Linked DNA regions of Homo sapiens: regions 2 and 3 are each linked to region 1. Evidence: chromatin loops called from intact Hi-C (ENCODE). Cell type or tissue: heart left ventricle. All regions are shown on one strand. Each heading gives the region's core, and the rest is flanking DNA. Links, peaks and the distances in the headings are about the cores only.

Region 1 (8,067 bases), core at 1,804-5,803:
AGTGACCGTTGAATCAGTAGCCCCAAAACATCGTTTCTGGGGAGCCCTCAGCTGTCCCAGTGTCCTGGGTAAGTCCCTTTCCCTCTCCACGGGAGAATGACAGCACCCACCTCTGGTAACATATTACATGCCCAGTGCTGGGCACAGAACAAACGTGGGAGCCATTTGGCAGATGGGGAAACAGACCCCATAAGCTCAGTCACCAACACACTGGAGGCTGGGGTGGTGCCCAGTGTGCTGGGATGGCCAGTGCTCCAGCCAGGGGACACAGTGGGCATCCAGCCACCTCCACCCCCACAGGGCTGGTCCCCGGGGGTCCTGAGGTGCAGCCCAAGCCCCCAGAACCTGGCCCAACTCCTGGCGCTAAGATGGAAACTTCTCCAGCAGCCAAGTCTGAGTCTTGGCCAGCGGCCCCCGGCCTCCCAGAACCTCTGCCCTGGAGTCTCCACCCAAGAACAGATCACTCCCTTTGGGAGCAGTGGCCTCCTGGGGAGGGCAGGGGGCCAGCCTCCGGGAGGACAGGGGTGGAGCGTGGTACAGTCATCCAGCCCCACTTTGCAGCTTTTTCCTTACTTGTGACCTTAGGTTAGTGGCTTGACCTCTCTGATCCCTGAGTTTCACAACCACCACGTGGGCAGAGAGCAGGTGGAGGTGGGGTGAGTGTTGCAGGGAGTGGAGGCAGTGAACGAGCAGAACTAATTTCCAGGCAAACACCAGAAAGGGCAGGCAGGCTTTGGGATATGGTTTTCAGCCACCGCTGCACGGTTCCACCCCTGCCTCGGCCTTGACCCTGATGCCAGCAGGCTTGAATCAGTCAAAGAGGTCAGCTGCCTGGGCCAGACACGGTGGCTCATGCCTGTAATCCGAGCACTTTGGGAGGCTGAGGTGGGAGGATTGCTTCAGCCCAGGATTTGGAGACCAGCCTGGGCAACACAGCAAGACCCCATCTCTCTAAAAAATTAAGAAATTAACTGGGTGCGGTGGTGCACATCTGTAGTCCCAGCTACACGGAGGCTGAGGTAGGAGGATCGCTTCAGCCCAGGAGGTCAAGGCTGCAGTGAGCTATGATGGCGCCACTGCACGTCGGCCTGGGTGACAAAGTGAGACCCTGTATCCAGAAAGAAAGAAAGAAAACAAAAGGTCAGGTGCCTTCCTGCTCCTCTCTGAGCCTCAGTTTCCCCATATCTGTGCTCTGGGAAGACCACAGATCCTACACACAGGCTGCACTTGAAGAAAGAGAGGCTCAGTACTTGGCGACATCCGGCCCGCCCTGCGGCAGCCCAAGTCTGGGACAAAAAAGATTTAAAAATAAAGCATTGTAAATACCCTTGTTTCCTGCAAATAGAGCCAGCCTCTGAGTTCCCTGGCCTCCCGGGCAGCCAAGCCCAGACAGTTTCTTGGAAAGGGGTGGAATTCAGAGGGCTGTTTTTTGTTTTTTTTTTGGGGGGGGGGGATCAGGGTCTCGCTCTGTCACCCATGCTGGAGTGCAGTGGTATGATCATAGCTCACTGCAGCCTTGACCTCCTGGGTTGGGGTCCTTCTGCCCCAGCCTCCCAAATAGCTGGAAATATAGGCGTGCACCACCACGCCCAGCTAATTTGAAAAAAGTTTTATTTTGTAAAGATGGGGGTCTCCGGATGTTGCCCAGGTTGGTCTCGAACTCCTGGCCTCCATTGATCCTCCTGCCTCAGCCTCCTAAAGCCCTGGGATTTCAGGCATGAGCCACTGCACCTAGCTCACAGAGGGGTGTTAATGGAGAGTCCTGGTCCCTGGGTTCCTTTCTGGGATAGGGGGTGGAGGGATCCTGGAGGGGCCCGTGTGTCCCTGTGCACCTCAGTTCCCGGCTTTGGTGTGGGTCAGCGAGTGTGACAGGGTGTCTGTCACCGCCTGTCACAGGGGGTGAGATAGCATGTGGGTTGGTGACAGAGAGAGTGTGCGGGTGATTTGGGAGGGTGTCAGGATGGAAGGAACTGTGTTCCTGGTGTGACCACATGGGGCTGAGCAAGGCAGGGTCTCCGTGTCCCCCGGTGCGACGGGGTCTCCAACCACGTGTGTGGTTGTTTCAGCGTGTGTGTCCCTGAGTGGAATGGCTGTAGCTGGGCGTAGGTCCTCGCGTCCCCACCTCCTGCGCCCCGCCCCGCCCCCTACCTTGGACACGCCCCTAGCGTCTCCCCCCAATCCCAGAGGAAGAACCAACTCTTTCAAGTCGCTGTTGCCGGGGCAACCGTTTTACAAGCGTCCACATGGTGGGCACATGTGTGTGTGTCCTGCGCCCCATGTGTCTGCTCGGCCCCCGCCCCCATGGCCCCCAGCCGCGGCGGGGAGGGGGCACAGGCGGTGTGGGGTGAGCGGGAGGCAGTGGAGGGGCAGCTGGTGACAGCTTAATGATGGAGGGCTGGGGTGGGGGTGGGCTCCTGGCCCTGCTGTGTGTGTGCAGGGGTGGCTGTGCCTTCCAGACGGGGCCCGGGGTGTATGTGTGTGTCTGTGTGTGTGTGTGGGTGTGTGTGTGTGTACTAACCAGTGCCAGGCAGCGTGGGGGTGTGTAAGGATCTGCTGAGAGTGTGTGTGTGTGTGTGTGTGTGTGTGTGTGTCGGGCTGAGTGAACCCCGGGTCTGTGGGCATGAGTGCATTCAGAAGGGCGTGGGGTAAGGAAGGACCCCCGCAGGAGAGTGTACGCGTGACCTTGTGAGATACTCGTGGAGGGGTTGTGTCAGCGTGTGTCTGCGTGTGAGGACCCGGGGGTGGGGCGGGGTGTGACAGTGCAGGAGTGTCTGTGCTCACTAGGGCGTCTAGGTTTGTGTGAGAAGGAAAGATAGGCCGGGCGCGGTGGCTCACGCCTCTAATCCCAGCACTTCGGGAGGCCGAAGCGGGCGGATCACGAGGTTAAGAGATCGAGACCATCCTGACCAACATGGTGAAACCCCTTCTCTACTAAACTGGGCGTGGTGGCGCGCGCCTGTAGTCCCAGCTACTTGGGAAGCTGAGGCAGGAGAATCACATGAACCCAGGAGGCGAAGGTTGCAGTGAGCCGAGATTATGCCATTGCACTCCAGCCTGGGCAACAGAGCAAGACTCCGTCTCAAAAAAAAAAAAAAAAAAAAGAGAGATGGCAGGGGGGGTGACCCCACCGGGAATAAAGGTTTGAGGGTGTGTGTTTGAGGTTAGGGTATGTGTGTCACTGGGAGTGGGTTTCTGGGAGTGAACATTTGGGAACACTAGTAATGGCAGACATTGGGACATCACCCCCAACTTGCCAGGCTTACTCACTTACTTATTCACATTTACTCATTACTTATACAAGCTTGTTCACACTCATTCAGTCCTTACTAGAACACAGTGAAGATCTACTAGTAATACCCTGTTACAAGTGGGGAAACTGAGGCACGGGGGGGAAGGCCCAAGGCCACACAGAACACAGATCCCTGTTAACTTCCATCCTAGATCTGGGAACAGGCTGCCACTTCTCTGACATAGGTCCGTTCTCTCGTCCCCCCACCCACAACTCACATTCCAGCACGCACCCCGCGCACGTGCACAGCACCGCGTGCATCAGCCCGCGTGCAGCAGGAGGCGAGGCTGCGTGAGTGTCCCCATCACCGCGCGCACTGCGCGGCCCCGCAAGTTTTACAGGCGCTTTGTGGGGACGTGCATATGTTGGGGTTAGGGATCTTCTAGGAAGGCCTAATCTGCATGCGAACCCCCAGGCTGCTGGAATCAGAAACATGCAGGCAGCCAGGGCCGGAGTGAGGAGGAGGCCCCAAGAACCTCAGCGGCGGGAGCGAGAAACCAGAGCACGGGGGCTCCAAGAACGCAGGCGGCGCGGGGAGGAGTCTGCAGGGCGGGAGTTTTTCGGTCACCCCGCGGGGCGGGGGCGGGGCCGCAGCAGTCCCAGCCCAGCTCAGCCATCCCAGTCCCGTCCCCGAGTTAGCCCGGCGCCGCCAGGGAGCGCTGTGGGAGCGCGGAGCCGTCGGGGAGGAGCCCGGGTGGGTTTGGGCTCCCCTGCCCGTGAGCCTTGGTGCCAGGAGGGGGCGCCGGCGGGAGCTAGGAGCGAGAAATCCCCTGCAGGGCTCTGAGGCCGCACTGGGGGACTTACTGCTTGATGGGGGGCGCTGAGGACAGCGGGTGTCGTCATCCGTCCGAGGGGAAGACTTTGCGTCTCAGTTCCCTGGAAGAGCTTTCTTGGGAGGGGGCTTCTTCAGCTTCTGGGGAAGGAGAACCTGGGACGAGATTGGAGGGGGACACCCCAATCCTCAGTGGGGTGGGGGGAGCTGTATGCGGGGGCCACAGCTGTTGGGGTGTGGGCCATGGGTCTTAGTTCGCCAGAAGGGGTCGGGGGAGCGTCTTGGAGCTCCGGATTTAGGCAAGAGGAGCCGTCAGGGGTCCCCGGAGTGAGGATGGGAAACAGCTAGTTTGAGGGGGGCGCCGCTCTGGGGGCTTCCCTTGAGGGGCTTCTTTAGTGAAGGGACTTCTTGGCGCCTTGTTCTCTGGAAGGGGACCTGGGACAGGTTTGGGAGGTCTGGCAGAAAGGTCAGATCCTCGATAGAATGTGGGGGGCGCCAAGGGCCACAGGCACTGGCGTCGGGACAGCTGCGGCTCTTAGACACCTTCGGAGGGGGTGTCTTGGGGTCCCGGCTCTCCCGAAGGGGAGCCGTCGGAGTCCCCGGGGCCGGGGGAGAAAGCCGTCTAAAGGGGGCTCTGTGGTTGGTTCCCGCGCCTCTGCCACCTGCGCTCCTCCGGTCCCCTCCGGCGGGGGCGGGGAGGGCGGGGAGGGCCGGGGAAACCCGAGCCACCGCCCCCAGCCCCGCCCCCGGCCCCGCCCCCGGCCCCGCGCCGGCCGAGCCGTCCGCGGCGGGACGGGCGGAGGCGGCGGGAGAGCGCGCCCTGAAGCCGCTCCGAGTGCCCAGGTCCCTCTCGCCGCCGCCCCGGAGCCCCGTGCTGCGCGCCGAGGCCGCCTGCGCCGTCCGTGCGCCCCCGCGCCCCGCGCCCTCTGAGCCGCCGGCCGTCCAGGGCACCCACCCCCAGCCCCAGCCCCCGCCGGCCCGGGATGGCCGCAGCCCGCGGCTAAGCGAGCCCGGGGGGCCCCATGGGCCGGCCCGCGCCGCACCCCGCCCGCGGCCGCCCCCTCCGGCCCGGGCCCCCCCCGGGCACCGCGGGCCCAGGCGGCCCGGATGGCGGTCGCGGCGGCTGGGGCAGGGGCTGGGGCCGCGCGGCCGCCACTGACGGGTAGTCCGGCGCCCACAGCAGGTAAGCAAGGGGCAGGCGGGGCAGGTGGGGGGGCAGCAGGGTACGACGGGGACGACCTGCCCCATGGACGGGGCATGGAGGGTGCTGAGGACTCCGAGTAGACCAGGGGATTCCCTCCTGCAGCAGAACCAGCGGGTGTATGAGGGTGGGGTCAGAGGGACGACAGGTCAGCGCGTGGGGAGGGGCGGGGGCGTGAAGCCAGATCCTAAGCGGCTCTCCAAGCCCGAATCCAGCCGCGGTGTCCCTGTCCGACGGGGCGGGCGCACTCCTGTCTCCTAAAACCTCCAAGTGTGCATCTGAGGAACGCACGGTGCCCTCCCCAGAATCCCCTTAGCCTCTAGGAGGGCGAGACCCAGACAGCCCTTTAGCCATGTGGTCTCCAAGGGGCCGTTGGGGGGCTTCCGGATCCTGCAGAGCCCGGGCGGGGGGCTGCCGTCGCGGTCCAGCTGCGCACAGAAGTAAACATCTGTCAGTGGCGCGTTCCCTGCTCGCCGCCGCCGCCGCCGGGGACACGGTGTCCTCCGGTGAGGGCCGGGCCCTCTCGGCTCCTGGAGCAGCCCGTTCAGCCACCAGAGGGCGTGAAACCCTTTGGTGTTGGGGGTGGGGGTCCCTTAAGGGCAAAGCCTGGATGTGAAGTGGCGGGAGGCTGTGCCTGCCTTTCCTGCTTTTTATAAAAGGTGTCTCCTGCACGGGGATAGCCCCGAATTGTCCCAGGAGGTGGTTTGTGGATTAGGAGTTATTAGGCCCAAGGGGGCTGCAGACAGATTAGTGGGGAGGGGGGTGTGCTGGAGAGAGAAATGGCTCTCCCAGGGTGAATGCCACCACTGTCCCCTCCCCAGAACGCATCCGACCTGCCCACAGGCCTGTGATTACCTGCAGGGCTCGTCATTGGTCCAGATTTGGGGAGTGGGGCCAGGGGCTTAAAGCAGGGGGGTGCAGGAGGCCGGACCCCTGACTTTCCTCCCTCTTGCCTGTCTCCCCTGCCCTTTCCCTGTTCTCTACATCCTTGTCCCTGTTCCATGGCCCTCTTTGTCTGTCTCTGAGTGCCCCGGGCTGAGGAAGCCTGGGTGGGGTGTGACCAGCCTCAGAGGATGTCAGTGAGGGGCAGGATCCCACCCACACTGCCAGCTTCTCCCACCCCCAGCTTCTTGCCTTGGGGCCCTTTGGACACCCCTCCCTCCTCCCTTCATCCTAAGACTCCCGAGGTTCATAGCTCCGGCACCGACTCCACCCCCAGGGAGCTACAGAAAGCTTCTTCCAGGGGTGCAGGGAAGAAAATAAAACATTCCCCTCTTCAGCTGGGTACTGCATCTGAAACTCCACCATCAGCACTGGCCCCTCGGCGTTTCAGGTCCCAGTTTTCAGGGAGCGAACAGAGGAGACAGCTTTCAAGAGCTGGGCAGAAGGGACTCAAAAAGTTTGCAGCCGGGCACAACACAATCAAAAGATTGTTTCGACAAATGTGTGTCGATGGCAACCGCGTGGTTGACTGGTGTCAGGGTTGTTGGGTGCTGTCCTTCAAGGGAGGCAGATTTAGACCCAGGGACACAGGGCTGGGGAAGCTCAGAGTGGGGATGGAGGGCTCTACCTCAGGGTAGGAATGTCAGAGAAGACTTCCTGGAGGAAGGGCCTCAGAGGTGGGGCTGTGAAGGATGAGTAGGAGTTTTCTAAGTGGGAAAGGAAAAGGCATTCCAGGTGGCTGTGCATGCAAAGATCTGGAGGCATGGAATAGTCAAGGCACCTTGGTGAGTGTGGGAGAGACTGTTCTAGAAGGTTGGCAGAGGAAGAACTGGGCTGGGGCACTCAAGGTTGCATCCCTGGAGGTAGGGGCTGAATACGCAGATCAGAGAGGTGCAAGTTGTTAATGTATCTGGAGTCACTGGGCTGGACTATCTTTGCTGGGGGGCTGTGGGCTTCCTCCGCTGATGCATCTCCCTGGTCCTCCAAGTTGAGGCAGAGGCTCTGGGGCCTCAAGGTGGAGGTGGTGGCCGGGGGTTGGGGTCGGGAGATGGACAGGAGGCTCCCAAACCAGCCTTGCACTTGCAGGGCTGATAATGGCCTTGAAGGAAGCCTGAAGAAAGAGTGGATATGAATGGGGCATGCCTGCAGGAAGGGTGTCTCGGAGATGATGATGTTGGAATGGAGGGGTCTCCCTGTCAAATCCAAATGAAATCAGGCTTCAGGTGAGCCCTGGAAGAAATCAGACAGCAGGCCCAGCTTACAGCATGTGGCCCTCACTTCCCAAGTGGGGAAACTAAGGCCCAGAGAGAGGGCACTGTTCGTGCTTAAATAGCGCAGTGTGTCAGGAACCAAGGTACAATTTGAATTTGGGGAGATGGAAAAGATGATGGCCAGGTGCAGTGGCTCATGCCTGTAATCCCAACACTTTGGGAGGCCAAGGCAGGTGGATCCTTTGAGCCCAGGAGTTCCAGACTAGCCTGGGAAACATAGCAAGACCCCCTCTCTACCAAAAATGCAAAAATTAGCCAGGTGTGGTGGCATCCCCCTCTGGTCCCAGCTACTCAGGAGGCTGGAGTGGGAGAACTTCTTGAGCCCAGGAGGTCGAGGCCGCTGTGAGCTGAGATCGCACCACTGCACTCCAGCCTGGGTGACAGAGTGAGACCCCGTCTCAAAAGAAGAAAGACAAGATGATTGAGCTGACCTGTTTCCCGGGAAACTGAAGAGTGGTTCCCAGTCTCACCCAGTGTTAGGGTTTAACCTTCATCTGGGGTCTGTGCCTCAGTTTCTCTTTCCATCAGATGGCCAGCATCTTGTGGTGTCCTGGCCGCTCCCGGAGGACCCATGTCGCTCAAGCCACCCGCT
Region 2 (8,067 bases), core at 2,533-6,532, 160 kb after region 1:
GGCGCACTCCTGTAGTCCCAGCTACTTGGGAGGCCGAGGTGGGAGGACTGCTTGAGCCCAGGAGTTAGAGGCTGCAGTGAGCCATGATCGTGCCACTGCACTCCAGGCTGGGTGACAGAGTGAGACCTTGTCTCAAAAACAGAGAGAAAGGAAAGAAACTCATTTGACCAGACGCTTCTCAAAGTTATTTGACTAGGGAGTCCCCCCCATTTCCAGGGACATCCACAATGAGGCCTGAGAATGACGTTTCAAGGACCACTGTGGACAACACTGGTGTGTGAAGCGGGGGAGATTCTGAGCCCCTCTTCCTTGGACACAAGTCACCTCAAACAATGTGTGAAGTGCTCTGGCCCACCACATACTTCTTCTCTGGCCTCACCATGGCCTTCAGGGGCACTGTGCACCAAGTCCCACATGGCTGCTGCTGAATTCAGAACCCTCGTCCCATCTAGCATCCTCTACCCTGCGAACCTCCTCAGCTCACATGCCCAGACAGCACCCAGCCTGAGCCCAACAATTGTGATCCTGTGATGATCACAGACCCAGGCCAGGGAGAGTCCCCTGCTGCCCCCTGGTACCCCAGGAAAACAGCAAGGGAAGATGGCCTGGCCAGAAACTGAAAGGAGTGAGCCCCTGCTGGCATCCGGGCCCACGGTGCTGGCTCTCCCTCCCATCCCCTGCTACCCTCAACCCACTTGTGAGGCTCCGATGCAAAATGGGACCAGCTGGGATTCCCCAGGACAGGGCCGGTGTCCTGGTCCTGGTCTTTGCAGCCCCAGCGATGAGCACAGACAGGCTAAGAAGCAAGCCAGCCCCAGCACAGGAAGCTTGGCCATCTCTGCTCTCCTTTCCAACTTCTGCCAGATGTTGGGAACCCCTTAGACCTGCTTGGCCTGCCCCCCCACCTCCACCCAGTCATCCTCACGTGGCTATGGCTGTCAGGGTGCTCTGTCCCACCTAGTTGAGCCTGGGAACCACTCTGCCAGCTGCACAGAGGATGAAAAGATTCAATCCTAATATTCCCTCAGCAATTCCACACATCCCAGCACCCACTGTGCACTAAGCACTGCGTCGGCCTCTGGAGACACGTCCCTGTCTGTCTAGAGCACCCATCACACCTTATCTGAACATATGACACAGGGGAGGCACAGCAGGCCCTGGGAACATAGAGCTGGGGCTTCCAACCCAGTGAGGCTGTGAAGGGAGTGAATCAGGGAATGCTGCTGGGAGAGGGGCTGTCTGGACAGAAGGACAAGCAGCATTTGGCCACATGACCGGGAAGCACACGGCAGCAGAGTGAGGAGTGCTGGAGGAACCAGGTCAGGGTGGCACATGCAGTGGGCCTAGTACTGTGCTAATGCTTGGGACACGCCTTGGGGACAGACTGGAAAACAGGGCAGCCTGGGGGAAGAGGAGCTAAGTGGAGGTGGTAGGGTGGGGGGGGGGGTGGCACGGTGGGGGGTCACCTCCGCCCTTCCCTGGGGTCTGAGGTCTGCACATTTATACCTGCATGTGTCAGTGTAGAAGCTCCTAGGAAGGAAACTCCAATCAAATTGAAGCAGTTCCTATGACAGCTTTTTTGAGGAAAGAGCCAAAGATCTCTGCGATGAAGGTGGGGATCCTGGTGGAAGGGGGTCTCTTCCCCTGGTGGGATACAGGCTTCCTCCTGACCCTAGAGGAACTGTTCTCCTTGCAGGGGGCAGTAGGTCTCTGAGGAGGTGGGGGGCTTGAGGAGGTGGGCCCTTCCTCTAAAGCAGAAATGACCAATCTGGGACCCAGGTGGCTTGGGGGTGTGTGTGCGAAGTCCATAAAACCCTCACCCTGAACCCTGATGAAGTCACCTCTGTAATTTGGTGGACAGCATCTTTATCTAGGGAAAGGGCCCAGATACTGCCTCTTCAAAGAGTAAGGAGGGTGAAAGGAGGAGGGCGGTTTCAACAGCCCACATGTGAGAGTTAAATAGCAGGCTTCCTGGTAGCACCTCTACAAGCAGCCTCCAGGGACCAGGACTCAAAAAGGTTTTATCTGTATTTTTTCTGCCAAGAGACTGACTGGTGGCAAAACTTTGATGACAAAATGAATTCTGTGTCTATTTCAGAGGCAGCAAGGAGGGGAGAGGGTGCTGTAGAGCCCCTTGGGACAGGGTGGGTGGTGGGGGCTTCCCAGACTTAAGGAAAGGAGTGAGGTCTCTGCAGCCTACTGCAAGCAAGGAAAGGAGAAAGCAAGGAGCTGGGCTGAACCCCAGCGGTGGCCCAGGGGAGAAAGGTGAGTTTCCCAACGCTCCAGGTGAAGAAGGGTTGTAGAATCCTGTTTTACCTCTTAGACTTATCTTAGTTTCTGCCATGATATGCACAGCAAAGGCATCCACAAATGGGGTCTCCCAGACGCGTGATGGTTTCATATACGTGGCCAGCGTTCTTCGAGCACTTCTTTATGTGTTAGGTTTTATCTGCATCATGTCACCTAATCTCCACAACCACCTTAGGAGGTGGCTTACACCAACATCCTTTCACAGGAAAGGAAACGGATAATCAGGTCAAGCGACCTGTCGGAGGTGGGCCCGGGTCTTCGGGCCAGGTGGGCCGACTCTGAAGCCCCGGCCCATGCTCCTGAGTGCCACGCTCCACTCCGCTGCTGGCCAAGAACTACGTGTGCAAAAGGGAGGAGTTACCTGGACTCCAGTTTGCTTCCTCTCACCTTTTCTGTGCAGGTAGGCCTCAGAGCTACAACACATACACTCTTCCCTTTAGAGAAATGACAGCAGGAATAAAGTAGCTGTCAGTTGCTGTTCTGGATAAGCACCTATGGAGGAGCACGAACCAAACTAGGGGGCTAGTCATGAGTTCCGGGGTCAGTGAAAGGCTTCCCACAGGTCACATGACCACCTGCCTCAGCCAACACAGTGTGTGATTATCCCAATGGCTGATCCCCGACAAGACTGCAATCCTTTAAGGTTGTCAAGACAAGGATCAAAGACACATTCCAAGGCACACACTCAATGGTGACACAAGCTGCTTTCTGTCTTCATCTGTCAAATGTTCGGCCCTGGAATGCTTTGCGTAATATATTCAGAATCTAAGCTGACAACACACACACTCTCGCCTCCGCCTCTCTCCTCTTCCGTATAAACTTTCTTTCCTCACTGCTGCAGAGAATAATTTACAAAGAAGCAAGGGCAGCCCTGCCTTACAGTAAGCTTTGCTTCCCCACCAGCCCATGGCTGTCTCCAGCCTGTCATGGAGGATCTCCCGCTAAAACTAAATAGAAGAAACTACGTAGGCCTGGGAAAACACATATAAGAGAGAATCTGGAATATCTTTGCTTTTTCTGTTTATTCGCCTCCTGACTGATGACTCCAATACCTGCCAAGAAAATGCCCTCATCTAGAAAGCAATTGAGAACTCCTGACCAAACTGTCAGCAAGGTACTTGCATAAAATTAGCTTTAATCCTGGGCTGATATGTCTTAATCTTCTTACCTGTGAAAAAAATATGGAAAGCATCTCGCCAACACAAATAACAGTCTATTAAAATGTGGCAACTCCTGTAATCTGGTGACACGATCACAACCCTTCAAGTCATTTATTTTTTCAGAAATTATTATAAACAGTTCTGTGCCACAGCACAAAGGTAAATCTGTCACTGACGTGTCAGGTCTGTCCTCCAACTGATTCTTTGGTACGGAATGGAACTGATCTCAAACATGCAGTTGCTAGGTGATGCCTCTGCGGATCTCCGTGTATAGCATGCTCGGGTTCTCCAGCCCAGCTAGTGGAAGGCGGTGGGACCCTGGATGACTCCGTTCTTTTCTCAATACTCGAATATATTTCTATAACTTTCAACTGGTCTCATGGAGATTATGGGGACACACTTTTTGGAGCTGATGATATCCTACATTTTATGTACTTCTTTCTGGAATGCTCATCATCTTGGCATTACCTTCAACTACCGAACTCCAAGCCAACTTCCAACCACTCTCATCTCACCACCAGATACTTACACTTCCAACAAGCATTGCAGGGGCAACAGGCATTTGTTAAAAGGCCTTTACTGGACTCCGAGGTAGGTACTTTACATATCTAGTCTCATTCATCATAGACGCATCCCCATGACATCCTCCTCATATCCCACTCCACCCCATGAGGGCCAAGCCACATTCTGCCTTCTTTATTTCTACCTTTATCAGCCCTGCAGCCAAACCCTTCTAAGCTTCCACTCCTGCGCCACCCAGACCGTAAGCCCCGGGGGGCAGAACTTGCACTTCTGAACAGAAACCCCATAAAGTTATACAAAGTCAGCAACTCTGCCTACAACTGTATGGATGGCTGGGTTCAGTGGCTCATGCCTGTAATCCCAGCACGTTGGGAGGCCGAGGCATGTGGATCACTTGAGGAAAGGAGTTTGAGACCAGCCTGGGCAACATGGTGAAATCGTGTCTCTACCCAAAATACAAAAATTAGCTGGGCCTGGTGGGATATGTAATCCCAGCTACTCGGGAGGCTGAGACCCAAGCATCACTTGAACCCAGGAGGTGGAGGTTGCAGTGAGCTGAGATAGCACCACTGCACTCCAGCCTGGGCGACAGAGTGAGACTCTGTCTCCAAAAAAAAAGAAAAGAAAGAAAAAAGAAAAAACTGCGTGGAGAGATGGAGGATCCAGCTTTAACGGCACTTTTCTGTTCCGCCACTAGGTGGTGTGACACCAACACAGCTGAGGCAACATGCAAGTGGCTGAAGACTCGGGAAAGTTCCAGTAGAGACAACAGGAATCCCCTCCTCTCTACACGGAAGCTTACAGGAAGGAAATCCAAGAACTACAGAATTTATGCTGAGGCAGCAGAGCAAAACTGATGATACTGGAGAGCGCGGGCTCTGGTCTTTGTGTGTGTTCAAACCTGCCCTGGCCACTTACTTGCGGTTGGGATCCCAGATAAGACAATGTACCTCTGGCACAATGTCTTCATTTGCATATCAGGGCTGTTATTTCACCCCAGGCAGCTTCGGCAAGGATGAAATGAAATGCTGCACATGCCGTGTTTGGGGAAGTGGTTGGCACACAGGATGATTCCACACTGGCACTGGTAGCATTATTATGCTCGGAAGATTGCAAACATATTGATGCCACCTTAAAGCATAGGCCTTGGATTCAAGGACAGCTGCCAGTGCCCGGCAACGACAAATGCGTCAGAGTCTGACCCCTTTTAGGGGGTGGAATGGTTGGATCCAAGAGCTGCCTGGACGCCTGGGACACTCAAGGCAAACGCTCAGGTGCTCGGAATGCCTGAGCCCTTCTGAGGTCACAGGAAACAGGTGGGATCTGAAGGCAGGCCGAGCCGAGCAGCCAAGCCTTGCTCTCACCAGCAGGATCTACCAAGCACAGACTTGTGCTAGGCACCGAGCTTGCCACTGGAGACAGGAAAGAAATGGCAGACAAGGCCGCAGCTCTCTACTGGGAAAGAGAAAACAAACAAGTACCTGCTGTGTGCAGAGATAACTGGGTAGTTCTGGAGCTGGGTGCTGCAGAGAAAATACCACAGGATGGTGGGAGAGAGTGAGTGAATGGGTAAGGCCTCGCTGAAGCTCACACATGAAGGGTGAGCAGGGATGAGCCAGGTGAAGGCAGGGGATCCCAGGCAGAGGGGACCCCAAGTCAAAGGTTCTAAGGAAAGGAAGAGCCTGGAGGCCCATGTTTGGAGGGGAGGAGAACGGGAAGGGCTGGGTGGAGCCCACAGGACGTTCAGCCTTGCAGGCCATGCTGACAAATCTGGATTTATCCAGTGTAAAGGTTGGGGCCCAGGCTCTGGACTCTTAGGACCCAGTGGCCATCACCATCAATGCTGCAAAACATCCTCTCTCCTCTGAGCAGAGGGTAACTGCCTGTTTTCTCACCCTCTCCCCCAGAGAAAGGCAAGTTCTCAAGGACCGTTTCCACTCACGCTCTGCTCTCACAGATGCAACGCAGGAATTAATTCTGGGTAAATAAGTTCCCAAAATTCTCTGTGGCAAACCTGGGGGAGTTTAATTTAGCAAAGGCATTTTAAACTTACTGCAAAAGGCAAGGCCTGCCTTCTAAACATGTGTATGGAGTAACTACTACTGTCTCTAGAATTTCCTCCCTTTCTTTGAACACCATAAACAGCGACAGCGAAATGCAGTGCCCTACGCGGGTCAGTTTTCAGGGGTGAACGAGTGCCCATTACCTAGAGTTTACTGACTCACCGGGAAGGACAAGCATGAACTCCTAGACTCCATGGCTGGAGACAGGCGCACTGGCCCTAGCCAGCCCTACCTGCTTCCATGGCCTCGGGCTTCAGCCCCTGTGAAATGGTGCAGCCAGGACTCAGGCATCCCTGAAGGTTCTTCCCAGCCCTTACATTCTGTCAGGTCCTCACCCTGGACCAGAGGCAGTGTTAAAGGTCAAGGAAAAGACTGTTCTTCCTGAAGAGGGATATGATGTCCATTGAGGCCTACTCAGCTGCCAAAAGGCCAGAATAGAAAAATAAGGTTGGGAGGAAGGGCCTTAAACTCTAGCTGGCAATTAATTTATTCCTGGGTAGGTTCCTTTGATCCTATGACCAGTGGTTCTCACCCAGGAGTAACTTCATCTCCCTGGAGACACTGGTCAAAATCTGGAGACATTGTGACTGTCATGTTTGTGGGGGTGTGGAGGAAACTGTTACAGACATCTAGTGGATGGAGACCAGGGATGCTGACCAACATCCTAGGAGGCTCAGAACAGTGCCCTACCAGCAAGTGACCCAAGTCCAAATGTCAACTGAGCTGAGGGCAAGAAACCTTGCATTAATCTTGGGCAAAAAAATTGAGCTGGATCTCTAACTCACATTATACACCAAAATAAATCCCCAATAGATTAGATGGCACAAACCAGGGTGACCCCCCACCCTGGCTTCTGGGATTCACCGCCTCTCTCCCTCCCCACTCAGACTGTGGCTTTAAATGTGTACAGGCTCCTACGACCTCAGTAGGTTAGATAACTATGGAACACAAAGTCTCTTGGGTGTCAATGAAATCCCATAACCCAATGGTTCTCAAGTGGGGGCAATTCTGACATTAAGGGGACACTGGACAGTGTCTGGAGACCTTTTATCTTCTCATGACTGGGAGTGGATGGGTGGGATGACTGGGTGCTATGGCATCACATGAGTAGAGGCTAGAGGGGCTACCCAACATCCTCCAAAGCACAAGATGGCCACCACCAGCCCCAATGTCAAGAATACTGAGGTGGAAAAACCCTGGTATAACTCACAGGGTGCTTTCTCTCTACTCAGGCATCCAATTAGGAGAATCACAGCTAGAAGTAACTGACATGTATCTCCACATTCCAGTAGGTCAATTACCAGAAGTATATTCTCTCTCACACCACAATCCTCAGACTTGCGTATCATCGTTCCCATTTTACAGATGCAAGAGCTAAGGTCAGACAACTTGCCCATGTTTCTAGGGCAGAAGGCAAGACACAAACCAAGGACAGCCAATCCAGGTGCTTCCAACCATGCCACAAGTTGCCAATGGGAACCTGCTGGTCAGCTCTGGTTTAGAATTCTCCCGATGTTGGCAAGGCAGCGGAGAAACCCACACTGTACACTGAGGCTCTGCTAGCACATGCCAGTGGTTCTCAAATTTCCTGGTCTCGGGACCCTTTTCCACGCTTGTCAATGACTGAACATCCCCAAGAGCTTTTGGAAATGTGGGATGTAGCTACTACTGACACCATATTAGAAATGAAACCTAAGACAATTTCAAAATACTTAAGATTATAATAAACTCCAGAAAGGTTTAGTTAAATAACATATTTTTATGAAAAATAAGTATTTAAAAAAATCTGAGAAGAGTGGCATTATTTTACATTTTGACAAATGTCTTTAACGTCTGACTTAATAGAAGATAGCTGAATTCTCTCTCTTTTTTTTTTATTAAAGAGAGGGGCTTTGTTGCCCAGGCTGGCTTTGAACTCCTGGGCTCAAGAGATCCTCCCACCTCAGCCTCCCAAGTAGCTGGGACTGCAGGTGTTTGCCACTGTGCCCGGCCTGAATTCTCTTATCTGCTTC
Region 3 (8,067 bases), core at 1,484-5,483, 220 kb after region 1:
CTGAATCACTCAAGTAGCCTATCACCTCCTCCTCAGCACCAGGGACCCCTCGCCCTCTTGCTACCACAAAGTCTGCCTCCTGCCGCCTGCAGGGCCCTGTGTGAAGTGCAGTGTCCCCCACCCCCCCGCCATGAGTGCAGGTGATCGTTAGCAGTTGCCATCGTTAGCAGGTGCCAATTTCATCCGTCCAGCATTGGGTGCCATGTGCTTGGCTGTGCCCATAACCACAGGGAGGGACCCCCGCCCTCTTGTCCTTTGAATAAGGGGCAGTTAAAACAAAGGACCCTGAGAAGGGCCCGGAGTGGAGACTTCATCTCTTCCTCACTTGCCTCTTTGGGAAAAGGGACATCAGAGTTTTCACTTTCCATCAAGTCATTCACACCCTTCATCTTCCGACTTTCTGGACTGGACTTTTTCCAATACAATGGAGGCAGTGTTGCTTTTTTCTCCTCCAAAGTCCGGCTCTGGCAGAGTGCTTGGACCCTTAAGAGCTTAAGAGCTCCGGAGTCTTCCCTGTATTTAATGCTATGAATACTATGAACCACAACCTTGATGTTGAAGTTAGTGTGTGAGTATGTGTGTGTGTGTGTGTGTGTGTGTGTGTGTGTATATACTTTTATATACTTTTTTTTTTTTTTAGAGACAGGGATATATATATATATATATATTTAGAGATAGGGTCTCATCCTGTCACCACCCCAGGCTGGAGCGCAGTGGTGCAATCATGGCTCATGCAGCCTCCAACTCCCGGGCTCAAGTGATCCTCCTGCCTCAGCTTCCAGAAGTGTTGGGATGACAGTCGGGAGCTGCAGTGTGGGCCCTGAAGCTTTTCTTCCCAGTGGCTTCACCGTCCGGATTTGTCATGTGTGCTGATTGATTTATCGCCTGTTCCCCGCAGACTATGCTCTCCCTGAGGGTGGAGACGGAGCCAGGTTTGCCCATGTGAGCATCTGCAGGATCCTGGAGATGTCTCAAGCCTGGCAGCAGAGAAAGACTGTCCAAGGAGGTAGATGGGGAGCAACAGAGGGTGTCTGGGTGAAGAAGCCAGAGGCTTCCCTTGGTCATTCTGAGGCTGGGGGCACAGGTGCCACTTCTTAGACTGTCCTCCACAGGCAGCAGGAGCCAAGGCCAGTGACACCACATCTCAAGGAGCCAAATGACGATGCGGATTTTCAGGCTAAAACTGTGAGGCCAGATTTTGCGGGCGGTGAGCTGGAAGGAGCACTGGACTAGGAGTCCTGAGAGGTTAGAGTATAAGACTCCATCCACCAGGAGGACATACTGGCTCACACATAAAAAGAAAGTTTTGGAACAGATGATCCTTCTGCTGTTTACCCCCGAACCCCCAGGCTATTTAAGAGTAGAATCCTTTGCTTGGGTAATTACGTTGACATTGACACTAAAAGGATGCATAGTTGTCTTGACAGCAAGTCCTTCTTGCTCAACATCAAGAAACCACAGAGAAGACTGAAGCGGCTGGAACAGTCGCGTCTATTTCCTCCCTCTTCTGTGTTGATGAACTTCTGGGAGGAGAATGGGGTTAGAACCGAAGTATGGCTTGCAGACTCTGTTCAGGGTCTACGCCTCACCAGCAGGCTGGGAGCCACTTATGCACCGGGCCTTCCCATCCCTCGGTGCTGGAGCCCACACCTGGCGGCACGTCAGACTGCGGCAAGCATCACAGGTCAGTTCCGTGAAACCGACCACGAGGGTCCAGCCGCTCCAACCACACTCGCCCACCTCCCCTGCTCTTGAGGGCTCGGGTACCTTCATGCCAGGAAAGGCAGCAGCTGGACGGAGTCACCTTTCTGGTTTGGGCATGTTCTGCAGTCTGCTTTGTCTGCTGATATTTGCATTCTTTCTGTGTCAATATCAAACACAAATAAGCAGAACGCTTTCCAAGGAAATGTACATGTGTACCCACATTTGCCACAATCTGTCAGGACAGCACACTTCTTGATGAAATGGATCAAATCATTCCTTTTAAGGAAAAAAAATCCCGAAATGCCAGCGCCTCCCTCTCCCCGGCCCCCCAACAAAGGCCTGTGGTTCTGGGCTCTTTGCAGGCACAGCCCCTGTGGACAGATATCCTCACCTGCCGGTGGGAAGGCAGGGATCATGCCCACCTACCTGGCCCCCTTTGTCTCCTAAGATACTTGTTTCTATTCCTGGGGGCAAATTTGCCTGACACTGGCTCCTGGTGGTGAGTTAGAGTCTCACCGGGCCATACACTAGCAGCTCGGGCAGCTATTCCAACCGTCCAGGTGTGCCCTGTGTTGACATAATCCGACTTGGAACATCCACCTTTTCACCCATTCCACAAATATTTACGAGAGCTGGCTCTATGCCAGGCCTTGTTTAGGTGCTGGGGATGCAACGGCGAATAAAAGACAAAAACCCCTGCCCCCTGGAAGCGTCCGTTCTTGTCTGGCAGAGACCCACAATAAATAAGTAAAATGAACCGAATGAGGGCTGATGCCGAGTGCCGTCAGAGAAATTCACCTGGGAAAGGGGATGGGGTCGCCGCCACGGAGGGACTGGAGGGAGGACTGCAACGGTATAGTAAGTTGAGGTGGGGTGGGGGTGTCAGGCAGGGCTCACTGAGAAAGTGCCCACTGAGTGAAGACTCAGAGGAGGTGAGGGGGAGCCTGGGGAAGAGAGCTTCAGGCAGAGGGCCCCACAGTGCAAAGGCCCTGGGGCAGGTCCGAGCCTGGTGCATTGGAGGAATAGCGAGGAGGCCCGTGTGGCTGGAGCACAGTGAGGAGTGGGAGAGAGCGGGTCCTGCAGGGCCTTGTGGGCCATTTTGACAACACTCGGTTCTACTTGGAGGGCCAAGGGGAGCCCTGGAGGCTTCCAAGCAGAGCAGTGTGGCGATCTGACCTGGGTTTTAGCAGGATCACTCTGGTGGCTGCTGTGAGAAGGGGCTGGAGGCTGGGTAGGGGTGGGTGCTGACGGCTGGCTAGGAGGTGGCCGAAAGAATCCACAGGGACAGTGGCGGCTCGGGAAGTAGTCGAAGTGGAGGAGGTGGGGGGTGCCACCTGGTTCTGGATCTTTCTTGAAGGTGAGGTTGAAGAGCATCTGGGGGTGGGCATGAGAGGAGCAAGGAGGCGAGGACGCAGTGGGGTTGGGGGCCGAGCGCCTGGAAGATTGGCTGCCCCTGCCTCAGATGGGACCGTGGGCGGGAGGCGCAGGGGTTGTGGGAGGCGCAGGGGTTGTTGAGGGTGGAGGCCACGCACTGAGCTAAGACACTAATCCGAGGCAGGCAGGAATTCCAAGGGAAAACAGCGGCACTTCTGGACAGAGGCCCCTTCTGAGGAGCTGCCGGCTCTAGCAACCCCACTGTGGCCTGCAGGACAGCACGGCCATCGTGCCAGGCTACACAGGTCACCAGCTGAAGGCTAAATGACCTTTGACAATGTGTGTTTCTTGATTTCAAAGCAAAAAGTCACATAACCCAAATACGACTCTTCCACACGCAGCTCTCTCCCGCAGGGTGTGCAAGTGATGTGTTTACTTTAGCAGACAGCGCCACCTCATGGTGACAGAGACTCGGTGAACCTGCTACGGGGTCCCGGTCGGCTGGTAGCCTGAGGGCAGCCCGGTGGCCCCCAGGGGCTGAGGCCGCCTCTTCTGCTCAAGTCGGTGGCCTGCCACACCCGGTCGGGTGAAGACATGTTTCATCCCCAGCCCCGGCTCCGTCCCCTTCCCTCTGGAAGAGCTAATCCCCATTTTCACGGCGCCATATCATGCCCTTTTCCAGTTTGGACACTGCTAGGGGGCCTCCTCCTCCCTGGGAGTTTCCACGCCAGGCTGACCATCAGCTGGCTGGAAGGTTCTTCCAATGTGCAGACCTCCAGGCCCTGCAGACCCCCTGGGTCCAAGCCCCTAGAGGGGAGGCCTGGGAAGCTCCTGTTGACCGGCTGGGTCTGGACAATGCTGTCTCGTTTTACCAGGCTCCCAGCACCTGAATACACCTTCCCTCCTGAGACAGCGCAGAGGAGGGAACCAGCTCCGCGGAACACGTGGCCAGCTCCGCTCAGAGATGTCTGTGAGGGGTTCCCTAGGTGGGTTTCCCACGTCTTCCACCTTCTGCCCTCAAATGCTAAGCTCCCTGGAGTGACTTTTCCTCCTTTTTTACTCCCTATGTTCGGCACTGACCTGGCCAGAACCCTGCACACGGTAGACGGTGGTCTGACGTCACCAGCTGGCAGCAAGGAAGAGGCGCACAGGCCCTGCTGCTGGGGCGACCTGCCTGGGGCTGTCTGAGAAGGGAGGTCTGGGAGGCCACTGGGAAAATGGGTCTCCAGGGCCCAGCTGCTCCCACACACTTGGCTTATCTGCCACAGGGTCAGGCTGGCAGGGGAGGTGGCACTGTGGCTGTGCCCCCGCCTGACCTGCAGAAGGCCGCTGCCCACCACGACCTCAGTCTCAGCCACAGGCAGCCCTGGGGACAATCGTTGCAAGGGCACGTCACCCCGTCCATCAGCAGATCACGTGCTTTAACTCCTCTCTTCCTCTCTGGCTCTCACATTTGCCAAAACAAGATCTAAGTTTATTCTGCCCGTGTGTGTGGTGAACTTTTTAGAAAGATCTTATTTTACTTCCTTTGCTTCGAGTCACCAAGCCCGGAATCTTACTGATCACAGCTCATGACAGAAGGAAACAACTCAACAGCGAATCATCAGTGAGTAAAAGAAACGAGAGATTTTACCTTCAGCTCGGGAATACGAATCTTCATCGGGGAAGCGACCTGAGAAAGTCTGCCTTTCGGATGAAGTGTTAGAAAGCAGGAAGGATCCCAGCAGCCAGAGACAAGCGGCTCATGCATTTTCCCATAGACATTTTTTCTTTTTTTTTTTTGAGATGGAGTCTCGCTCTGTCTCCCAGGCTGGAGTGCAGTGGCGCAATCTCAGCTCACTGCAACCTCCGTCTCCCAGGTTCAAGCGATTCTCCTGTCTCAGCCTCCAGAGTAGCTGGGACTACAGGCATGTGCCACCACGCCCGGCTAATATTTGTATTTTTGGTAGAGATGGGGTTTCGTCATGTTGGTCAGGCTGGTCTGGAACTCCTGACCTCAAGTGGTACACCCGCCTTGGTCTCCCAAACTGCTGGGATTACAGGCGTGAGCCACCGTGCCCAGCCCATTTTCCCATAGACATTTTAACTCTCCCGTGGACTTGCTGCCTGTCCAGGCTCTGCACCCCCATCCTGCCTGGGTCACGCAGCCCTCTCGCCCAGGGCTGATACCCTGGACCCGCATGGGTTTGCGTTCAGGCTGAAGATGGCCTGATCCTTGCTGAATGGGGAATGGTATTCTGCACATTTTCCCATGTATGTGCTCTGAGTTTAAGACTGGGGGCTGGGGAGATCCTCTCTCCAAGCACGTGTGGAAGACTCCCTTCTCCCTGAGTTCATCTACAGGGAGGATGTCATCCAGCAGTGACAGATGACAGGATGACCATGTCCTACCCAGCCTGGAGAGGGGCGGGGCACTGAGCAGGGGTCTGGCATGGTGTTTGTTTTGTTTTGTCTTTTTTGCTTCAAGACAATCGGCAGAAGGAAATATTTCTGCCATTTCTTCTAGTGACCAGCCCCCTGAGGCAAAGGGCAGAGGCCTCGTCAGGGGCTGCGGTGAGCAGGTGACCACACCTGTACCTAACCCATAACCCAGGTTTCTGGACCTGTCCTACATCACTTTCTGCCCCCAGAATCACTCACTGCCTTTTGATAACGCCTCATTTTACACATCGGCCAGCACAGAAGTCAGGATGGAATCACAGTGAGGACGGGAGTGAGGACGGGATCACGGTGAGGACGGGAGTGAGGACGGGATCACGGTGAGGACGGGAGTGAGGACGGGATCACGGTGAGGACGGGAGTGAGGACGGGATCACGGTGAGGACGGGAGTGAGGACGGGATCACGGTGAGGACGGGAGTGAGGACGGGATCACGGTGAGGACGGGAGTCAGGACGGGATCACGGTGAGGACGGGAGTCAGGACGGGATCACGGTGAGGACGGGAGTCAGGACGGGATCACGGTGATGACTGGGGTCCACTGAAGGGGACTTCTTCTCTGATGTCTGAATTCTCAAGAGAATGTCAGAGCCCAGTTTAAGTGCTAGAGAGCAACTACTAGAAGGACATTCTGACTTCGATGGCCCGTCCCAGTGTTAAGATGCCGAACACATTTCCAGCTATGTGCAAAACCGAATCAAGAGCGTTTGGGGAGAAGTGAAAGCGATGAGTCTGAGGGGGCCAGAGCTTTCCTTCTCTGTTGTCCCTGGAAATAAAGACGGAGCCTGCCACGTCCCCCAGTCCCATCCTGCTACAGGGCTGTGCAGAGCTGAGATGCCCCCAACCTCCTGTCATGGGGACTGTGATCACGGTCTTCTCCCAAGAGACAAGGGGAGGAGAAAAATCCTAGACGCTAAAATCTGTATGAATTAGCTGCTTTATGCTTTTCTCAAATTACTGTTTCTTTCCAAGAGAGGATCCCAAGAAAATTAGCTAAGAGTCTAAGGCATTCCCGATCCTATGTCATTTTCTCTCTTTTTTGTTGCTGTTGCTGATTTTTGTATTGTTTTTATTTTTCATATATAACTATACTGCTTATCACCTGCCAGGTATTGTTGAAAGTATTTTACGTACATTAAATAATTTACTCCCTATGACAACCCGAGGAGGTAGGTGTTGTTATTATCTACCTTTTACAAATAAAGAATCTGTCTTGATTTCTCCTTCATTGCTGAAGGGTATTTTTTGCTGGATGTAGGATTCTAGATTGGCTTCCCCTCAACCACCTTTCACAAATGACACTTTAAAGGTGTCATTTTATTGTCTTCTTCTTTTTTTTTTTTTTTTTTTGAGATGGAGTCTCACTCTGTTGCCCAGGCTGGACTGCAGTGGCGTGATCTCGGCTCACTGCAACCTCTGCCTCCCGGGTTCAAGCGATTCTCCTGCCTCAGCCTCCCAAGTAGCTGGGATTACAGGCGCCCACCACCATGCCCAGCTAATTTTTCTATTTTAATAGAGACGGGGTTTCACCATGTTGGCCAGGCTGGTCTCAAACTCCTGACTTCAAGTGATCCACCCGCCTTGGCCTCCCAAAGTGCTGGGATTACAGGTGTGAGCCACCGCACCTGGTTGCCTTCATTTGTCTTAAAAATGTCTATGCAGGTTACAAGCAGAGCAGGGACAGGTTGCCAGGTCAGACGCACACTTACATGGCTGTTGAGTAAACCGCTTTTGTGTGATGTGATTCCTTCGCTTTTTTGGAGGTTTTCAATCGCCATTTCAAGCTAAAGAAAATGTGTGCAGAAACAAAACAAAACAAAATGGAAAAAAAAAAAAAGGAAATCAGATGGTTAGCATCAGCCAAGATTTGTTTTTATTAATATCCAAATAATGATTCGAGCTCCTACAAAATAAAAATGAGGCTCCACGCAGGCAGGGCGGGGGTGAGTTAAATTGTGCATGAAAGCTGCGGTAGGGAGTGTTGCTTCGCACACGTAGGTAAGCCCGAGAGCCCGTCCAACAGAAGCAGCAGAAATCATGTTGTAAAAACTTGCTACTGAACTTTAACCTGGCATATGTGTGTGCACGCCGTAGCATTAATATGCAGCCACTGCATCCATTCCAGTGTCAGCCAAGCCAGCATCATAGTCACCTGCTCCTTTCCCCACGCCACATCGATGGGGAACCAGAATGAAAGCAAGGAGAGATGGCAGCCTTGACTCCCCAGCCAGGCTGTCCTGTCGCAAATCCCAGGGTCTCCCCGCTGCTGGAGGCTTTGGGAAAATAGCAGCGAGGCCAAAGACTCAGACCCTGCCACCAGGAGGCCGTAGGATCCAGGGCCACTGGACACTGTCTGGCGAATGTTTACCCAGTGGGAGCTGTGCGAAGAAGATTTTTGGAAAAGAGAAAAGAGTTTTGGAAGAAAGAGTTGGGCAGCTAACAGCAGAACTTCCTGGAGGAAGGGGCTTTTGAGTTGGATCCTGAAGGACCTGATGGAGGTGGGGAGGGAGGTGGGCGGCAGGTCCACGCGATGGAGGAGGCACACAGCTGT

The links. Peaks named below come from ENCODE experiments on the same cell type or tissue, not always from the same donor. Only the 100,000 strongest peaks of a DNase experiment are listed, where the experiment ranks them.
Region 2: a loop joins it to region 1, with 2.1 times the contacts of the local background. A loop is called at or near these places in 20 of 110 quality-filtered maps.
Region 3: a loop joins it to region 1, with 12 times the contacts of the local background. A loop is called at or near these places in 53 of 110 quality-filtered maps.

The regions. Positions count from the first base shown.
Region 1 is chr19:5,800,208-5,808,274 of GRCh38, forward strand. NRTN (neurturin) reads left to right here and starts at 4,860. Exons shown (of 3, transcript NM_004558.5): 1 at 4,860-5,244. RefSeq lists a silencer at 3,751-4,050 and an enhancer at 3,751-4,045. In heart left ventricle, for the core only: CTCF peaks have their summits at 3,960 (motif pointing right) and 4,159; DNase peaks (open chromatin) are centred at 3,944 and 5,784; H3K4me3 peaks cover 1,149 bases; H3K27ac peaks cover 459 bases; H3K27me3 peaks cover 3,041 bases.
Region 2 is chr19:5,963,417-5,971,483 of GRCh38, forward strand. The region is part of intron 1 of RANBP3 (RAN binding protein 3); the gene reads right to left. Among named protein-coding and RNA genes, the nearest start is that of RANBP3, 11 kb to the right of the region's middle. RefSeq lists enhancers at 58-609, 610-1,160, 4,562-4,856. In heart left ventricle, for the core only: a CTCF peak has its summit at 4,682 (motif pointing right); a DNase peak (open chromatin) is centred at 4,705; H3K4me3 peaks cover 324 bases; H3K27ac peaks cover 1,759 bases.
Region 3 is chr19:6,018,938-6,027,004 of GRCh38, forward strand. It overlaps RFX2 (regulatory factor X2), which reads right to left. Exons shown (of 18, transcript NM_000635.4): 6 at 7,226-7,300. It overlaps RANBP3-DT (RANBP3 divergent transcript), which reads left to right. Exons shown (of 4, transcript NR_046376.1): 3 at 899-1,006; 4 at 1,113-1,426. Among named protein-coding and RNA genes, the nearest start is that of RFX2-AS1, 40 kb to the right of the region's middle. In heart left ventricle, for the core only: CTCF peaks have their summits at 3,540 (motif pointing left) and 3,739; DNase peaks (open chromatin) are centred at 3,544 and 4,324.